Linked DNA regions of Homo sapiens: region 2 is linked to region 1. Evidence: read pairs that join two places in POLR2A ChIA-PET (ENCODE). Cell type or tissue: endothelial cell of umbilical vein. All regions are shown on one strand. Each heading gives the region's core, and the rest is flanking DNA. Links, peaks and the distances in the headings are about the cores only.

Region 1 (5,381 bases), core at 179-5,178:
CTCTGCCTTTCCTCTTTCTCCACTGGGGCCGTCAAGCTCTCCTTAGCCTCTAGCTGGCTGTCTCCTTAAGACCCAACACCCATAATACCTTCAATTAAGTTGCTGAGTTCTGATGGAGAGCTATTTGAAGTTGATGTGGAAATTGCCAAACAATCTGTGACTCTCAAAATCATGTTGGAAAATTTGGGAATGGATGATGGAGATAATGACCCAGTTCCTCTGCCAAATGTTAATGCAGCAATATTAAAAAGGTCATTCAGGCTAGGCACGGTGGCTCATGCCTGTAATCCCAGCACTTTGGGAGGCTGAGGCCGACGGATCACATGAGATCAGGAGTTCGAGACCAGTGTGGCCAAGATGGTGAAACCCCGTCTCTACTAAAAATACAAAAATTAGCCAGGCATGGTGGCAGCATGCCTGTAGTCCCAGCTACTCGGGAGGCTGAGGCAGGAGGATTGCTTGAACCCAGGAGCCGGAGGTTGCAGTGAGCTGAGATCGCGCCATTGCATTCCAGCCTGGGTCACAGAGCAAGACTCCATCTCAAAAATAAATAAATAAATAATAATAATTTTTTTTAAAAAGATAATTCAGTGGTGCACCAACCAAAAGGATAACCCTCCTCCTCCTCCAGAGGCTGATGAGAATGAAGAAAAGCGAACAGATGCTATCCCTGCTTGGGACCAAAAATTCCTGAAAATTGACCCAGGAACACTTTTTGAAGTCATTTTGGCTGCAAACTACTTAGACATCAAAGGTTTGCTTGATGTTCCATGCAAGACTGTTGCCTATTTGATCAAGGGGAAGGCTCCTGAGGAGATTTGCACAAACAGGCTTCCGTTGATACCAAAACTGACTTTACTGGAGGAAGCCCAGATACCCAAAGAGAACCAGTGGTGTGAAGAGACATGAAATATTGTGCCTGACACTGTCACACTGCAAGGATAGTTTCAAATACTGGTTGCACTGCCCTGTTTATAATTGTCAATATCAGACAAACAGTAGACAAGCGCAGCAGCATATCAATTGTATCAGCAGAATATCATCCTCACTGCATGTGTAGTTTGAGTACATATTCCAAACCTGTGGCTGAGTTTCCTCTAGTATGATCAAAAGTTTCTTTTCTCTTTGCTGTGAATAAAACTGAACTGTGGGTTCTCTATAAGTGACATTTTGAGCTTTCCTTCTTTTTTTTTTGTAAAGCAATGTCTGCCTAGTTTATTGTCCAGTTAACTTTAGTGACCTTTTAAAAGGTGGTATTATAAATAAAACAACTTGCAAAAAATAAATAAAATAAAATAATCCTGTTTATTTAAGGGTTTCTTTGATTATGGTCTTTTCCCCATGTAAAATAAACTCCAGGTCGGGCAAGGTGGCTCACACCTGTAATCCCAGCACTTTGGGACTGAGGCAAGTGGATTGCCTGAGGTCAGGAGTTCAAGACCAGCCTGGCTAACATGGTGAAACCCTATCTCTACAAAAATACAAAAATTAGCTGAGCATAATGGCGGGTGCCTGTAATCCCAGCTACTCGGGAGGCTGAGGCGGGAGAATTGCTTGAACCCAGGAGGCGGAGTTTGCAGTGAGCTGAGATCGCGCCATTATACTCCAGCCTGGGTGATAGAGCAAGACTCTGTCTCAAATAAATAAATAAATAAATAATAAAATAAAATAAACTCCAGTAATCTCATTTGTCTTTTTTTTAGAGACAGGGTCTTACTATGTTGCCCAGGCTAGTCTCAAACTCTCAAGCTCAAACAATCCTCCTGCCTCAGTCTCCCAAGTAGCTGGGACTATAGGTGTGTCCCACTGCATCTACTTCATCTGTCCTGATCATCCATCTATCCTTGACCTAAGACAGTGCCTGGTCCAGGGTAGGTGCTCAATAAATATTTGTTGAATGAAGAAATTCATGATTGTATGAATTTCTTCAAGTGTGAACCTTCTACAGAGCCCCACACTTTTTTTTTCTTAAGTAGATATTTGGGTTAGAAATTTTCTAAAATGAATTATTCAGTTCCATGCTATCTGCAGATAGAAGATACCAGAAAATTAAACCTACTCCAAATGACTCAGGGCACCATCATGAACACTGCCTATTATACTGGGCTATCATCCAGTTCTATTGAGCTCATGAATTTTTTTTTAACCTCTACCCAAATCACTGTGATTGTTGAATTTTTGGCTGTCTCTGCCATGTGTGGCTTTTCTCTCTTCGTTTTGGCTGGGCTATCAGCTCTTTCTCTCATAGAAGCACCTGCCACAGCTGTTTTCCTAATATTCATTTTTAACTTTGATAAAAACTGCATAATTGAGCTTGTGAGGAATGAATTTAACATATAAGTAAATAGGCCCTGCCTGAGATGTAAGGGAATCTCTTAAGCACCCTATGTGACTGTTAAATTGTCCTTAGTAGCATTTATTTAACTTAATTCAAAAAATTTTTTCCCACCCGTTGTTCATGCTGGATAAGTCAGGGAGTAGTCTCGTTGCAAGCAACAGAAACTGATTTTGGTTATCTCCAGAAAAGGGGGACTTTTTTGGAGCCCTGTGAAAGAGCGCATAAAATGGAAGCTATTCTATGTCACCAAGGAGCTCATAGTCTACACAAGGAAATTAGCTAAAACCATTTGGAGGCAATAACAGAAGAGGCAATTGTATCATTCTTTCTGTTGAGTCTCCATGTTATGTATACAAACTCTAAATGAGCAGGATTTCTGAGGAAGAATGGGTCTCTCTCCACTGAGAAGGTCACATTAGACTTTAAAGTAGAGGCGAGATGGGATTGGGAGCCTAAGGGGGTTTATAATTTGCTTAAGTGGGCCAAGCACAGTGTCTCATGCCTGTAATCCCAGCACTTTGGGAGGCCAACGTGGGAAGATTGCTTGAGGTCAGGAGTTCAAGGCTGCTGCAGTGAGCAGTGATCACACAACTGCAATCCAGGCTGGATGACAGAGTGAGACCCTGTCTCAAAAAAAAAAAAAAAAAAGAAAAGAAAAGAAAAAGAAAATTAGCCAGGCATGGTGGTATGCCCCTGTAATCCCATGTATTTGGTGGAGGGTGGGGGTTGGTGTGGGGAGCTAAGGAGGGAGAATTTCATGAGGCCAGGAGGTCGAGGCTGCGGTGAGCTATGATTGTGCCATTGTACTCCAGCCAAGGCAACAAAGCAAGACCCTATCTTAAAAAAAAAAAAAAAAAAGGTTGAATCTTGACTCAAAAATGCCCCTATAATGCAAAGGCAAAGTTTTGAGTGCCTTCACAGCGTGCTAGGTGCTGGCGATACAGCAATGGATAAGACAAAGGTGGTTCTGTGTATATTTCTCATCTATTTTTGCACTGAAATAGATATTTTGTGGGAAAATGCTTAATGTAATGTCTGGAAGCTAGGGTGGGCTTAATCGGTGTCAGTGCAATGAATAAGTGAATACATGAATAAAAATGATAAAGCTAGCAATTTCTCTGATTGTTTAGTAGGGGAGCACAGAAATCACCTCATTCAGTATTTTCCAATTTTCTATCATTTTCATACCATCATCATGATTTTGCCGTACACACAAATCACATTACTATTATTTATTGAATATTCATTCTTAAAGCCTAATCACTTGCTTTTTGCCTAAAAAATTATTTGAAATGAAAACATGCTATTACTGTGACAAATGGAATATTATTATCACTTTGTATTTAGATAGAAGTAACCCTGAAAGTGCATATAATGGAAAAAATAAAACAGCAATGTTATTCAATTCTATGCAGGTATTGCTTCTTAAGGAAGGTTCTAAGCCTATGGCTTCCTTTCTACTGCTTAAAAAGGGAACTTAGCAAGTATTAGAAAAGTGTTAAAGGCAAGCTAGTATCCAACTGAGACTTTTTTTAGTACAAATATACACAATGATAAAATGCCACTTACAATTAAGAGACTTGGCTGGGTGTGGCGGCTCATGCCTATAATCCCAGCATTTTGGGTCACCAAGGGGGAAGGATTGCTTGAGTCCAGGAGTTCAAGATCAGCCTGGGTAACATAGTGAGACTCCTATCTCTCTTTTTTTTGTGTTTTTGTTTGTTTTTGAGACGGAGTTTTGCCCTTGTTGCCCAAGCAGAGTGCAACGGTGCGACCTCGACTCACTGCAACCTCCGCCTCCCGGATTCAAGCGATTGTCCTGCCTCAGCCTCTCAAGTAGCTGGGATTACAGGCGTCCGCCACTGCATCCAGCTGGAGACCCCCATCTCTACAAGAAATATTTCAGTCCGGGCACGGTGTCTCACGCCTGCAATGCCCGTGCTTTGGGAGGCTGAGGTGGGTGGATCACTTGAGGTCAGGAGTTCAAGACCAGCCTGACCAACATGGTGAAACCCCATCTCTACTAAAAAAATACAAAATTAGCCAAGCACGCGCCTGTAGTCCCAGCTACTCAGGAGGCTGAGGCAGGGAAATCACTTGAACCTGGGAGGCAGAGGTTGCAGTGAGCCAAGATTGTGCCACTGCACTCCAGCCTGGGTGACAGAGTGAGACTCTGTTCAAAAAAAAAAAAAGGAAAGAAATAATTTTTTAAAAATTAGACTGGCATAATGTGTGAGCCTGTAGTCCCAGCTATTAGGGAGGCTAAGGCAGGAGGATCGCTTGAGCCTAGGAGGTTGAGGCTGAGTGAACTGTTGATCATGCCACTGCACTCCAGCCTGGGTGACAGAGTGAGACCCTGTCTCAAAAACAAAACAAAACAAAACAAAAAAGAATTAAGAGACTCTTTCTTATTTTATTTTATTTTATTTGAAGTTCCAGGATACATATACATGTTCAGGATGTACAGGTTTGTTACATTGGTGAACGTGTACCAAGATGGTTTGCTGTACCTATCAACCCCTCACCTAGGTATTAAACCCCACACACATTTGCTTTTTATCCTGATGCTCTCCCTCCCCCCACCTCCTCCAAGAGACTCTTTTGATGAAGGCTTTTTGGGTGAAATTCACGTGATTACACAGCTTTGAAAGATAGCAATAGATATGTAAAAAGTATTCACTCAACCTCACAAAATGAATGCATGATGAATAGAGGTGCTGGAGGACACGGACTTGGTCTTATTTATAGCTGTGTATTAGTTTGCTAGGGCTGCCAAACATAGTACCACATACTATGTGGCTTAAATAACAGAAATGTATTTTCTTTCATTTCCAGGCTAGAAGTCTGAAATCAAGGTGCTGGCAGGGACGGTTTCTTCTGAAGCCTCTCTCCTTGGCTTCTAGGTGACTATCCTGTGACTTCACAGGGTCCTCTGTGTTTGTGTCCAAATTTCTACTTTTTGATACAGAATCTCGTTCTGTCGCCCAGGCTGGAGTATAATGGTGAGATCTCGGCTCACTGCAACCTCCGCCTCCTGGGTTCA
Region 2 (5,381 bases), core at 200-5,199, 170 kb before region 1:
ATGGAATCACTACAACCACCCTGAGCAGTGAGTAGGTGAGTGCAGTTAACATGTGCATTTTACAGGCTGGAGCACTGATGCTCAGAGGAATTACATCATTGCTCAAAATCACACAGATGGTAGAGTCAGGATTTGAACTCAATCCACCTACCCCAGAACCTGGGGGTTCTTGCAGTGAGAAGAATGGACTTCTCTATTCTTGCTTTTCCTGATTCCTCTGAGTACGCCAAGTGGCTTGGATCACTTGATTCTCCTTCCTCTGAAGAGCAGTGACAGCAGAACCTTATCTACGTGTTAGGTGTAGACAATCAGACAACTGCAGTACCAGTTCTTCTTTCCAAAGCCTCTTGGATGATTGTGAACCATGGCTAACACTCTTCTTTGCTTTTGTCAACTGGCCAGGCAGCAAAGAGGACACCTGGGCTTTGCTGATAAACTTAGGAATCTGGCACCTATCCTGCAGCCTGGAGAGAATTTATTTTCTCTTGGGGTGCTTGTGTGCTGCTTCTTTGCCAGGGCTTGGCTAGGGAAAGGCTGCATCATGCTTGTGGCACACAGAGCAAAGCTATGAGGATGTGAGTGGCCCCAGGTCTCAGTGATTTGAAATAAAGGGTGGCAGATGCAAATAAGATTTAGACACAGTGAAAATCTCCGGCTATATAAGGTGGAGACAGAGGACAGGGGTTAGGCATTTAAAACCCAGAAGTAGATGGAAAATTAATACCATCTTAATGCCTGATGGAACTATGTAAATAGTCACTCTCATTGTGTTTGCTGCTGTCAGTGCTTGGTTCTTTCTTGACATTTGTGTATTTTCTCAGATGGAAATACCTAGCCTGCTCTCCAGGAAAGAAGGCAAGGAGGTGCTCTCAGTTTCTGTGTCTGGATGAGTTATTTTTTTTCAGTAAGACTTGGTGCCCTGTGTATGTGTAGAGAGGGATGGAGAGAGGGGGATAGTTGCACATCAATGGCAGACGCAGTTTTGCCTCATCTTGGTGCTCCTGAGGAGGGAGAGATTAGAGCTTTGTGGTTTATTTGGGGGACAAGTTCTTAGTTTGAGGAAGAAAAGGGTATTAAATGACTGTCTTCGTCCATTTTATGAATACTAACAGACTAGATAATTTATAGTGAATAGAAATGTATTCGGCCCATGGTTCTGGAGGCTGGGAAGTCTGAGAGCATGGCATCGGCATCTGACAAGGGCCTTCATGCTGTGTCATCCAGTGGCAGAAGGCAGAAGGGCAAAAGGGAGTAAGAATGAGATCAAGAGAAGGCCGAGCTCACTGTTATAAAAAGTATGCTCTCCCAGTAATGAACTCGCCCTGACAATAATGGCATCAATCCATTCGTGAGGGCAGAGACCTCATGGCCTAATCACCTCTCAACATGGTTGCATTGAGATGTGACACATGAACAAGTTTCCAACACATGAACTTTGGGGGCCATATTCAAACCATAGCAATGACCCTTGATGACCCAGGACCCACCCCTTTTATAATTTTATCACTCTTCCATTCATATCATTCATTCAACAGATATATATTGGCTTTGGTTGCAAAAGTGGAAAGGAAAGCATCCTTTGTATCAATCAGAAAGGAACATGTCAATGGATTTCCCGTAACTGCTGACTTCACTCCCAACATTTCCCATGGTGGCCTCTGGAGTCTCTCCCCAGTTGTTGACCCTCCCTTCAACTCTCCACCTCCCAACCCGAAGGGAAACCAGACTCTAGCTTGAGGACCTCATTTACCCTGCAGCTCTTTTGAGAGGAGGGAGCTTCTTTCTCTGCATTCAACAACCCAGCTTAGAGCAGGTATAATCCCCATGCTCCTCATTGGGATTTTTAGTTCCACTGGGGCTCTGCCCATTTCCACAATACCCTGCCCCCTTGCACTCTTGTTGTCCTTGTCATTTGCTGACCTCCTGGTAATTCCCACATGCATCCATGGGCACCGCAGGCACCTGGCTCACTGTTTTTTTCTCCATTCTGGATGCATTACCCCCCAGGCCCTGCTCCCTCTCTTGGTTGTCACTGCTCAGGCCCTGCTCCCTTTCTTGGTATGCTCTAACATACCTTCTCCTCCTTCCTTAGACCTCCAACACCTCCTTCCTATCCTCACTCTCAGCTCATAATGTAGCCTTCTGTTTCACTGAGAAAATAGACGCCAACAGAAAAGATGCTCCTGCCAGCCTCCTGTCCACACATCTGCACTCTCTGCCTCCCCACCCATGACTTCTCTGCACTCTTTCTTTGGCCAGTCCTGCTTGCCTTCACCCTGCAGGGGCTTCCTCTTTCCTGCATCACCAGTTTCCCTCCCTCTTTTGGCTCATTCCCATCAACATACAAGTGTCCTATAAAACCCCCCACCTTTAAGATATAGAACTGCTTTTGACCCCAGCAGCCTCCAGCTGTGGCTCTATGTCTCTGCTCCTAACACAACTCCTGGAAGCAGCTGTCTCCACTTCTTGTCCTCCAATTCTCTCTTGAATGCACCCTAAGCTATCCTTTGTTCCCATACCACTACCTAGAAATGTGTCTTGTCAAGGATCATAGTGGCTCCCTCCTCCATGGCCATATCCAGGGTCTTATCTTAGTCCTCACTGTTCCTTACTCCCTACATGCCATGAGCCACCAAATGCTGTCAATTCTGGCCCTTAAATCTCTTGCCCATCTGTCCCCCTCCTCTCTGTCAACACTGCCCCGCCCTAGTTCAGACCTTGGCCCTTTTCACCTTCCCTGTTATAATAAATGCCCTCTTTACCTGTCTCCCAGCTACAGCTTTTCCCCTCCCCAAATACTCCCTCCCTGCTTCCCTCACAGATGCCAGAATGACCCAATCACCTCCTATCCTTCAAATCCAATGTTTGGGAATTCTAAAGCTCTTCCTTATTTTTTTTGACTCCTCTACTGACTACTCATTTCCTGAAACTTTCTCCCAACTTAGATGTGTCACTTCCTCTCTCAGAATTCTTCAGTGACTCCAGCACCTACAGGACACAGTGAAATCTCTCTTCCTGGAGTACCAGATTCCTCACAATCTAGCTCCGGACCCTGCTAAGCCTCTCCTCCTTACCGCTTTTTCCCCTGAATTTCTCTCCTAGCCCCTGTGGTTCTTCTGAATTTCCATCTCTCTTTGCACACAATGCTTCCTCTGGCTTGGATGCCTTCTCCCTCCCCTGCCTCCACTTCATCTTCCAAGTCTGTTGTCTCATTTTTCTCCCACAAATGTTTATAGCATTCCTTCCTTGTGCTAGACTCTGTCACAGCCCCAGAGTCTGAAGCCTCCTGCACCTCTATTGCAATCTCTCTGCTATCTGGCCCATCTGTTTCCCAGGGATTTTCATATTGCATAATTGTTGGCTTGCATGATTTTTTTTTTAAGAGGCATGGTCTTATTCTGTTGCCCAGGCTGTGGCACGATCATAGCTCATTGAAACCTCAACCTACTGGGCTCAAGTGATCCTTTTACCTGGGCCTCCCAAAATGTTGGAATTACAGGTGCAAGCCATCCCACCTGGCCTTGCTTGTATTCTTTTTCTCTTCTCACTAACCACAGCCTCTCATGTTTTTTGTTTTTTTTTTGTCTTTTTTTTTGTTGTTGTTTGTTTGTTTTTTGTATTTTAGTAGTGATGGGGTTTCACTATGTTGGCCAGGCTGGTCTGGAACTCCTGACCTCGTGATCCGCCCACCTCGGCCTCCCAAAGTGCTGAGATTACAGGTGTGAGCCATTGCACCCTGCCAGCTTTTCATTTTTGTGCCTCCAGAGTCAAGTCTGTGTTTGGCCCATGGTAGGTAATAAGTCAACATTTGTTGAAAGGATCAACGATGAATGAGCTATGCTAGAGGCCCCCAGTAATCGGGACTCTGGTATCTGAGCCACTGCCTCCTAGTTTTCCCATATGGTACATGGCAGGAGTAATATGTTGCCTTTGGGGAGCTTCACTGAGGACTCTAATCAGGATCCCACGTATCAACAAGGATGCTCTTAGAGCATTTTGTCTTTTCTATTAGAATGCCAGTTTTCTGCTTGTATTCTATCAATCCTCACTGAGGGATAGAGCCTGGCCTCCCATGGGGTGAGGGTAGGAGGCGAGCTTGGATTTTTGGATCCATCTGATCAGTTTCCTCCACAAAGATGGGAGACAATGGAGGGGAGAACCCTTTAGGGCAGAGCCCATGCCTGGTCTTCATTTCCCAGGATCTCACTGAATTGGTGGTGCTCAGTGCAGCCTCCAAGAAAGGTTTGCTGAGTGAATGATGAAGCCCTGTTTGCCTGTCACAGGTAATTTAATAGACTGCATGAGGCATATCAAAACAACTGGGAAATAGTTCCTTCTCTCAAAGATTCTACAATCTATTTGGGAAAAAAATGTATTGATTTGAATTTTAAAACTCCATGAAGAATGTTTTCCCCAATGTTATTTATCTATTCATTTATTTTTATTTTTATAGACTTAGTGCAGTTTTGTTACATGAATATATTTCATAGAGGCAAAATCTAGGCTTTTAGTATAACCATCAGCTGAATAGTGTTCATTGTTCCCATTAGGTAATTTCTCATCCCTCACCCCCATCCCACCCTCCCACCTTTTTGAATCTCCAGCGTCTTACTATTTTTCTTTTTTGAGACAAGGTCTGACTCTGGTTATGCAGGGTGGGGTGCAGTCCCACCATCTTGGCTCACTGCAACCTCAGCCTCCTGGGCTCAGGTGATTCTCCCACTTCAGTCTTACAAGTAGCTGGGATTACAGGCTAACGCCACCATACCTGGCTATTATTTTGTATTGTTAGTAGAGATGGGGTTTCACCATATTGTACAGGCTGATGAGTCTCCGACGTCTATGATTCCACTCTCCATATCCATGTGTACTCATTATTTAGCTTACACTTACAAGTTAGAACATGTAATATTTGACTTTCTGAATTATTTTTCTTAAGATAATGCCCTCCAGTTCCACCCATGTTGCTGCAAAAGACAAGATTTTATTCTTTTTTATTCTTTCTGATATATATAGATAGACCACATTTTCTTTATCCAGTTATCTGTTGGCAGACACTTAGGTTGATTCCACATCAACCCACATCACTTTGCTATTGTGAATAGTGTTGTGATAACATATGTATGGAAGTATCTTTTTGTTATAATGATTTCTTTCCCTTTGTGTAGCTACCCAGTAGTGGGACTGCTGGATCAAATGATAGTTCTTTGAGAAATCTCTATACTCATTCCAACAGAGGTTGTACTAATTCACATTCCCACCAACAGTGTATAAGTGTTTCCTTTTCTCAGCATTCTCACCAATGTCTGTTATTTTTGACTTTTTTTTTTTTTTTTTTTTTGAGACAAAGTCTCACTCTTATCACTGGAATGCAATGGCAT

Evidence for each region. Peaks named below come from ENCODE experiments on the same cell type or tissue, not always from the same donor. Only the 100,000 strongest peaks of a DNase experiment are listed, where the experiment ranks them.
Region 2: POLR2A ChIA-PET joins it to region 1 with 6 read pairs; 2 of 35 experiments call an interaction of 5 or more read pairs at or near these places.

The regions. Positions count from the first base shown.
Region 1 is chr4:25,622,693-25,628,073 of GRCh38, forward strand. It overlaps the pseudogene LOC100288962. Among named protein-coding and RNA genes, the nearest start is that of SLC34A2, 30 kb to the right of the region's middle. In endothelial cell of umbilical vein, for the core only: no CTCF peak of the experiment used is centred there; no DNase peak of the experiment used is centred there.
Region 2 is chr4:25,454,240-25,459,620 of GRCh38, forward strand. The region is part of intron 3 of LOC105374536 (a long non-coding RNA gene); the gene reads left to right. Among named protein-coding and RNA genes, the nearest start is that of ANAPC4, 80 kb to the left of the region's middle. RefSeq lists an enhancer at 2,332-2,831. In endothelial cell of umbilical vein, for the core only: no CTCF peak of the experiment used is centred there; DNase peaks (open chromatin) are centred at 3,112 and 3,262; H3K27ac peaks cover 2,106 bases.